3 separate regions of the Homo sapiens genome follow, and regions 1 and 3 are each linked to region 2. A link is a contact called in ENCODE Hi-C or POLR2A ChIA-PET data. All regions are on one chromosome and are shown on one strand. Each heading gives the region's core, a stretch centred on a gene start or an enhancer-like site at or near the end of the contact. The rest is flanking DNA. Distances are from core to core; before and after follow the strand shown.

Region 1 (2,785 bases), core at 8-2,507, 510 kb after region 2:
AGAATAGAGTGCAAGATATTTGTTCTCTGGAATTCTTAGGTGGGACCTTTTACAATGGTTAACCTGTCTGGTAGGGGACAGGAAACTTTTAAATTATAGAGTTCTTGCTGTGTCCTTATTTGTTGTTCACAACAGCCAGGCCAGGCAGTTAGTATTATCTCCGTTTTATCGATGAGATCAAACCTGTAAGAGGAACTGTAATTTGAACCAAGGTTTGTCTGACTTTACATCCTCTATTTTTTGTTCTTATTTTGGACTTTAGGGGTGTTGCTGAATGGATTATAATCCCTAGTTCATGGTGTATTGTCATTAGATATCAAAGACCCTTTTCTTCCTCACACTCCTAGGCAACCATTTTAATGTGTGTTTGATTTATCTTTTTTTAAAATTTTTTTTAAAGTGAAAGCAAGTTTATTAAGAAAGTAAGGGAATAAAGAATGGCTACTCCATAGGCAGAACAGCCTGATTTATCTTTTTGTTTATTTTTGCAAAATACACCATTGTAGCTTCAAAACCGTTAATTTGACACTTACATGGATGGTACCGTATTATGTAATCTAATGTGAGATTTTCCTAATTTAGGATGCTGTTTGATGATTTAAACACCTAGCCTTTTCAAAAGTTTTGTGAAAAAAATCTTTTTACCTGGTGTTAGACTTTTTGGCCTTTGTCATCAGGGAAGTCTGAAGGAATCTCTCCTTTTCCTCTTTGCTTAGGGAGTATTGATAGAAGGATTATTTGTCCCTGAATGTTTGTAAATAATTTATATTACTTTTGTTTTCTTCATCATAGGTAGCCAGTGATTACTTCTCATACTTCTCACATGTTGTGTCCGAGCATTGTAGCTGCTTTTTTTTAATTGAAAGTTTTATTGTGCTAATTGTAGATTCATATACAGTTGTAAGAAATAATGTAGGGAGATCCCTTGTACACTTTGCCTAAGTGCAGCTGCTTTTTATGCTTCTAATTTGTATATAGGCTTGCTGGGAAGGGGAGATGTGAACAAACTTGTTAGAATTATGTTAATTAAGTAAGAGTAAAGGCCAGATGCTTTTTCTTAAGAATGTAGTGAATATATGAACTTTAGCATGTGGACTTACTTTTAGCTGTTTTTTTGCTTAATTTTTAGTATTGTTAAAATAACATTTTTAGCCAAATTAAATTTAACAGAGTTTAATTGAGCAAAGAATGATTCACAAATTGGTCAGCCTCCTCAGCCAGTGTAGGTCCAGAGAGACTCCAGCGCAACCATGTGGTGGAAGATTTATGGACAGAAAAAGGAAAGTGATGTACAGAAAAGGAAACTGAAACAGCTGTATTGGTTCCAACTAAGCATTTGCCTTATTTGAACACTGTTTGAACAGTTGGCTCTCTTTGGCCAAAACTTGGTGATTGGCGCCAGAGTAGGTTACAGTCTTTACACATCTATTTACATATCTATTTCTCTTTCATTATGTACAGAGAAACTTTTAGGCCAAACTTAAAATATGTAGCCTAAGGGAGGTAACTTTAGGTTAAACTTGATTTAACAGTATGAATTTCAGATAGTGAAGTTATTATATAGCTGAGTTTTGGATAAATGATATAGTGTTTATTTTTTTAAGCAAATTGAATTTTTCATACAAATACTATTGGAAGTTAATTATACAAATATGAAATCTTAAATTTTGATAATGATTAGAGATTTCTATGTATGTTTTGTTTTAGGTTGTTTCACGAAGAAATCCAGAGGATGTCCAGGAGGTAACATTTATATGAAGATTTTATTTTATGTATTTGATAAAAATTTAACTAAATGCTTTTTTGAGGAAATTGCCTGAATCATTTGTACATCAACCTCTTTTTTTTGAGACGGAGTTTCGCTCCTGTTGCTCAGGCTGGAGTGCAGTGGCGCAATCTCGGCTCACTGCAACCTCTGCCTCCTGGGTTCAAGTGATTCTCCTGCCTCTGCCTCCCGAGTAGCTGGAATTACAGGCATCTGCCACCACACTCAGCTATTTTTGTATTTTTAGTAGAGATGGGGTTTTACCACGTTGGCCAGGCTGGTCTCGAATTCCTGACCTCAGGTGATCCACCTGCCTCAGCCTCCCAAAGTGCTGGGATTACAGACGTGAGCCACTGTGCCTGGCCTGTACATCAGTCTTTATATGTTTGCGTGAAGATTGTCTTCATTTCACAAAACAGTAGCTGAAGTGTCCTATTTGAGACCTACTAAGTAATTGTTAAGTTTTAGTAGGTGTTAAGTTATATAAATAAGAATTTAATGAATTATGGTGCTGTTTACTAAGTGATCATTGTTCTGGTAACTAGTGTTTACAAGATTTCAGTATCACTTAAGGGCCCCTATTTACCCATTTCAAGATCATAATGCCTGTGTAATAAAAAGTATTTGGTAACTAATATTTATTTTAAAGATTCTAACAGTAAATTATGGGTCTCTGCCTACTTTCACTTTTAGATTGAATTGACATGTTGACATCTTGGAAAACTGCTTTAGGCATAGATATTTCTTTTTTTTTAAACTTTAAGTTAGTAAGTTCTTTTGCAGATTCTTCTGTGCATTTTTTCATTTTTTTTCCTTCTTTCTATAATGGTACCAGCCTGTTATGTTTTGCTTAAAATTGTGGAATTCTCTATTTGTATTTACTTTGTGCTTGTTGTGTATCTTTAGGAATCCTTACTGAGGAGCTTGCTGCTTTGAATGTTTCTTGATTTATTTTCATTTTAGTCCCTGCTCAATTTCACTAAGACTAGAAGGACATATATCAGGATTTTTTCCGCCTCC
Region 2 (2,700 bases), core at 47-2,546:
AAATCTTGCAGCTTCCACATGCACATCTGAAAAACTTCCAATTTACAAAGGACATTGTGGTATTTTTGGAAAACAAAGGAAAATGACACATACTAATTTCTGTCATTTATTCACGTCATAATCCCCAAAGCTACCTTTATTCCACGACTCTTTCCACCATTTTCCTACAGTCAGCTTTTTTTAAGGCTATAGCCTTTAAAAACTTGAAACAGAAAATTTTAAGGATGCAACCATTAGAAAATGTTCCCATACTACCATTTAACATTCCCCATTTATCATTATGTTTACTATCGTGTAATTTCCAACATAATATTATGAGGTCAAAGGCTCTACGAACGCCGTTTTACAATCTACCTAGGGAGGCAATGGCTGTGAAACACACCACACCAATGACAGGAATGCGGGTCACTGTGACACAACGGATCCCTCTGCAAAGTCAAAGCTAAGAGTTCACTTTACGCTGACGGAGCTTCTTTCCAGGACCCCCACCCCCACCCAAGGACAGGAGAGTGTCGATTTCCCAAGGTGTCTGGCACTGCTTCTTGAAAACGCAGCTCTCATCTGGTTCCTGGAAGGTCATACTGGTTCGCGCAGGGCTCGGGACGGGGCGCTTGGCTTCTGAGGCACCCGCGCTGGCTCCTCACCCGGTGACCTTCAGGCCTCTGCGCTTGGCCTGACCCTAGAAGGGCCACCGCCCTTCACAGCGGGCGGGCACCGTCCCTCCCACGGCCCCGCCGACTGCTGACGCGGTGGCCCCAAGGGTCCAGGCCCGCACTTGCCCCACTCCCGCGGCGCCGTCCCCCATAGTCGGTCCCCGAGGGCCGCGCCCAGCTCCTGCTCGGATTTCAGCCCGCACCGCACCCCAGCCGCCAGGGAACCTTCCAGAACCCTGCCCCTCTGGCTTTCTCCCGAAAGCCCAGGGTCGCCGTCCAGGAAGAAACTTCGATTCATTTATTGAGCGCCGACTGTGTCCAAGGCCGAGGGAGGGGCGGGGTTTCCACGCGGGGAGACCCCCTAGGTTCTCGCCTCGGTAAGCGCCCGCGTTCCAGCACCTCGAGTCGCCCGCGGGCCCCCACCCCTCGGGCCGGGCCCGGTCCTCGAGGAAAACCCACGGCGGGGCAGGAAGGAACGAGGAGAGCCACGCTCCTTGCCCGCCTCGTCCCCTCCACTCCCCTTCACCTCACGGGACCCCAGGGAAGCCGCCGGAGCTAAAATTAGCAACCCGCGCAGCGCGCGCTCACGTGCGCGCGGCCCGGCGGGGGCGGGGAGCAAGGGGCGCGGTCCGGGTGAGTCACCGGCCCCGCCCCACTCGCCAAGAACGCGCTGACGTCAGCCGCTTCCCCGAAGGGTGACGTAAGCGCGCCACGGGGAGGCCGAGGCAGCTGATAGAATGTTCTGAGTTTCGATGCCTTAAAGGGACCAGGCCTGGGATCGTGAAACATCTGGGGAAACGACTCCACTCACTCACCTGCAGACTGAGAGCCCATCTTGTACCGTGTTATACTTTAAGAGAGTTGACTGTTGAGATGATGATGAAAACGGAAGAACAACTGAGCCTAGTTGGAGGCTCTTTGAAGTCCCAGAACCTCCTCCTGGAAGCCCTCTTTGGTTAACCAGATGGACATCTCAGTTGCCCTCTGAGCCTGAACCAAGTGTCAGGAAGAGTTTTCTATGGCCCTTGACTCCTTAACTCTTTGCTTATAGCGTCTCTGCTCTCTGATGCCTCTGCTGTCAGAGAAAGGCTGTGGTTTAAATATTTATTTATGAATCCATCAGCTTGGGCCAACTAGGTCCATTTATCACCGTTTTGACTGTGTCTAAACTGTCATTAGTGGTGTGACTAGAAACCAGTTAATTTCGCTGGGTGGTAAATTCGTGGACTGATCTCCAAACCCTCCTACTGTGCTAATGTTGCCAATGGAAGTTTCCAGAGGCCAGGATCCCTGGCCAACACGTGATCGTAAACAACATCAGGGCCTCACAGGGAACTCACAATTTACTGAGGTTTGCTCTGTGCCAGGTGTTTTCATGATCCTCCATCCCCTTGTCGTTTAGTCCTCTTCTCTGAGTCCTCCCCATTTTACTGATGAGGACGGAAATCGAGGCACACGATTAAGCGTTTCCCTGGGTCACACAGCTAATGAATGGCGAGCTGGAAGTCAGTCCCAGGTCATCAGACTCCGAAGTCCATGGTTTTGGTGATGAAGGTGGGCTGTGAAATGTGTGTCTTATTCTATGCATGTGAGTCCGCTGGAACCAACTTTTCCACTTGGAACACAATCTCAGTGCCTTTCAGCAGGTAACCGGCGCCAGACCAGATCTCCAGAGATGGAGGTGGTCGGCCTCAGGGCCCAGCCATGAGAAGGTGTATGAGGAGGCATCGCATCAGGCGCCCACCCTGTGCTTGCAGGGCCTGACCATGAGCGCCGCCTTCAGTTTTACACCTTAGGCACCCCACTTGGCTCCCCTTCGTCCCAGCCCTGCCAGACCCACCCTTGACTCTGTGTTTCCTTTCTGGAAACTCGAGAGGCCATTTCTACTTAAAGAGTCCTCACCTGGCCTACCAGCGACCAGATCTGCCCAAGTGCAGAAGAAACACTTGGTTATCTCCTCTTTCATCGTCCCCGCTCGAGCATAAAACAACAGAAAGTTTCCTATCGGAACAGCATGCTTGTGCCAAAAACAAATTAGAAACAACAA
Region 3 (2,700 bases), core at 137-2,636, 490 kb after region 2:
GTCCCCCAGGCTGAAGTGCAATGGTGCGATCTTGGCTCACCGAAACCTCCACCTCCCGGGTTCAAACGACTCTTTTGCCTCAGCCTCCCAAGTAGCTGGGATTGCAGGCGCCTGCCACCACGCCTGGCTAATTTTTTGTATTTTTAGTAGAGACGGGGTTTCACCATGTTGGCCAGGCTGGTCTCGAACTCCTGACCTGAGGTAATCCGCCCGCCTCGGCCTCCCAAAGTGTTGGGATTACAGGCGTGAGCCACCGCGCCCGGTCGGAGAACAGGGACTATCTTTGTAACTCCAATGCCAAATTGGCATCATGTCTGGCACATAGTAGGTGGTGAATTCAGGTTTAATGAATGACTAATAGACTTAGATATATGTAGGTTGAAAAGAAGGAGCCAGTGGTGAGAAAGAGATTAAACATACAGAAAGGAGATTTGGAATGTCATTGAAACAGTGTCTTAAGGTTTGCCAAAGAGGATGGGATTCAGATCACATGTGGAGTCATTAGCTGTAAAAATGAGCAAGTGATATGTGTACGTTTCAGACTGGCATGGAAATGTGAGAAGACAAAGGAATTGGTACTAAGGGCCATAGCTGCTTCTTCCTCTTCTTTTTTCCCTGTAAAGAAGAGTGGTGGTGCGGAGAGTAGGGAGGCAAAAGGAAGAGGAACAGAGTCTTTAGGATAATGGCAAAGACTTGGCATGAATATTTTGTGGAATGAAAAGGAACCTTGATCACAAAAAGATAAAGGAACTGCCAAGCGTTGATAACAACCTCAGCTGAAATTGGAAACTGTAGTGAGTGACTCGGAGAGGTCGAGTGACATATTTCTTTCTTCTAGCCAGAGGCGGACTCCAGATTTTCGAACCTGTGGGGATTTTTAAAAGATTGATATTGGCTTGGGAGCTTTTTTGGGTTGGGGGCTTGCTGTGCAGATGTGTTACAGAAAGGCGCTCAATGGAAGGAAATTCGTCTTAGAAAGAAGTAAGGGATATGTCTCAGAGAATGAGATGTTGCTGTGGGTATTTAAAATGATAGGCTGTGAATAGGTAAGGAAAGAAGGTGCTAGGCTATGGTATCTCTCCATCCCTTCAACACTCCACTTAAGTTTGTACCACGGCGGGGCGGAGGCAGGGAGGACCACGCTCTCCCGGTGTGGCGTGGCTATACCAACTCTCATAAAATCTCATAAAAGGTGACGGAGCTAGCGTACAAGAGGTCGTCTTTAGTGGAGAGGCCTGAGGTCTCCGCAGTGACGGGGGTGGCAGCGCGACCCCTTAGTCTTCAACTACAGGCCAGTCCCAGGTGCCCCAAAGGGGCTAGAATCTAAGGAGGAGTCTCCCCTCCCCCTAGAAGCGGGAGATAGCCTGGCCCGGAAGCTTCTCTGCTGACCCGGAAGCAGAGCTGTGCAGCTGAGGCGCCGCCGTGGAGCCGCCTTGGAGCCACCGCCCCCTCGCCGCTTCGCCGCTGCGTTGGGGAACCTGGACCGCGGCGGCGCCGGGTTTCCCTCATGATCCCGGGCGGGTGGCGGCGGCGGCAGAGGCGGCGGGAGGATGACCTCTTACCGGGAGCGGAGTGCCGACCTGGCCCGTTTCTACACTGTCACCGAGCCCCAGCGACACCCGAGGGGCTACACAGTATATAAGGTCACCGCCCGGGTGAGTGCCGGTGTCGGGCTGGGGTAGAGCTTGGATTGGGACCTGAGGATCTGGGGTGGGGACCCTGATGTGAGGGTACCTGACTCTGGCTCAGAGCCGAGGGTGGGACTGGGTGCTGCTCCTACTGGCGGGACTTGGGTGTCGGAGGTTGGGATTTTTAGAGTAGTGGCTGAGTGTGATATGCCCAGGGCTTCACTGTAGTAGGTCGTGGTAGAGTCCTCTTTCTGGGGGTGGGGCAGTCAGTGGTTGATGGTTTTAAATTGATGACTCAGTTCCCATCCCGTTTGGACTTTCTCTTCTGAGTTCGCAATTTGCAGAAGTGGTTTTGCTTGCTCCAGGAAGATAATGCAGATTAAAAAGTGTTAATTTATGTATTGTTTGGCTTATGTAATATAAGTTGTTTTTTCTCTTGACCTTTATCAGGTTTGCTGTGAGAAAGACAGATTCTTGGGACAGATGTCAGTGTTAGGCCACCAACCTAGGAACTGTGGATCCGGGCTTTGTCAAACCTTTGAGTTTTTCATGTTTTTCAGTAGGAGACGTGAAAAAAATCTGCTGAGGGTGGCTTGTGTGAGCTACCATGAGGGCACATTTTAAAGTTGGGAGGCTCCTTTACATCAACTAACTGGTCCAATTTTTAGTACCCACTTTATGTTTCATTGCTTTTGCCTTGAGTTTTAAAGAGAGTCTGCATCTTCTAGGAAAGTAAGAATAAATCAAAATTAAATAAGTATATATGTATGTGACGTATGTGTGCATGAATATATGTGTATAGTAGGCATTTTATGCACATCACCCAATTTAATTCTCATTTTAATGAGGAAGAAATAGATTAAAGCAAGTTTAGTAACTTGCCCAACTTTACATTGCAAGGCAGTAGCAGATCTGTCTGGGATCTGAAACCAGTTTTGCCTAACTCCAAGTTATATAAAATGTTAATAATTAACTTTATCAATTTTTAAAGAAGAGAGGTACAGATTAAGTAACAGTAGTTCAATATACATTTGGAGGATGTAAAGCAGGCCTTCAGAATAATTTTTTTTTT

The links. Hi-C counts contacts between places; a loop is a spot of excess contacts on that map. ChIA-PET counts read pairs that join two places held with the same protein, here RNA polymerase II (POLR2A). Pooled maps may share reads with other maps.
Region 1: a pooled map shows a loop between it and region 2 (4-fold over the local background). The contact joins two enhancer-like sites. A Hi-C loop is called at or near these places in 1 of 37 single-sample maps with no recorded cell type and 2 of 50 pooled maps. POLR2A ChIA-PET finds 5 or more read pairs at or near these places in 1 of 52 experiments (activated naive CD4-positive, alpha-beta T cell).
Region 3: a loop to region 2 is called in a map of CD8-positive, alpha-beta T cell, with 15 times the contacts of the local background. The contact joins the promoter of RPS6KC1 here to the enhancer-like site in region 2. A Hi-C loop is called at or near these places in 2 of 168 maps with a recorded cell type or tissue (CD8-positive, alpha-beta T cell and naive thymus-derived CD4-positive, alpha-beta T cell) and 10 of 50 pooled maps. POLR2A ChIA-PET finds 5 or more read pairs at or near these places in 2 of 52 experiments (H1 and T-cell).

Annotation. Positions count from the first base shown.
Region 1 is chr1:213,069,299-213,072,083 of GRCh38, forward strand. It overlaps RPS6KC1 (ribosomal protein S6 kinase C1), which reads left to right. Exons shown (of 15, transcript NM_012424.6): 2 at 1,708-1,743. Among named protein-coding and RNA genes, the nearest start is that of RPS6KC1, 19 kb to the left of the region's middle. RefSeq lists an enhancer at 1,143-1,442. Within about 2 kb of position 1,258, at least 2 of the 41 ENCODE cell types and tissues checked have a DNase peak (open chromatin) inside an H3K27ac peak, as active enhancers do.
Region 2 is chr1:212,557,740-212,560,439 of GRCh38, forward strand. No RefSeq gene overlaps it. Among named protein-coding and RNA genes, the nearest start is that of LINC01740, 13 kb to the left of the region's middle. RefSeq lists enhancers at 751-1,488, 868-997, 1,498-1,637 and a silencer at 1,058-1,327. Within about 2 kb of position 1,297, at least 38 of the 41 ENCODE cell types and tissues checked have a DNase peak (open chromatin) inside an H3K27ac peak, as active enhancers do; they include CD8-positive, alpha-beta T cell, where a contact is called at or near this core.
Region 3 is chr1:213,049,855-213,052,554 of GRCh38, forward strand. It overlaps RPS6KC1 (ribosomal protein S6 kinase C1), which reads left to right and starts at 1,387. Exons shown (of 15, transcript NM_012424.6): 1 at 1,387-1,655. The coding sequence starts at 1,551. RefSeq lists a silencer at 1,516-1,615.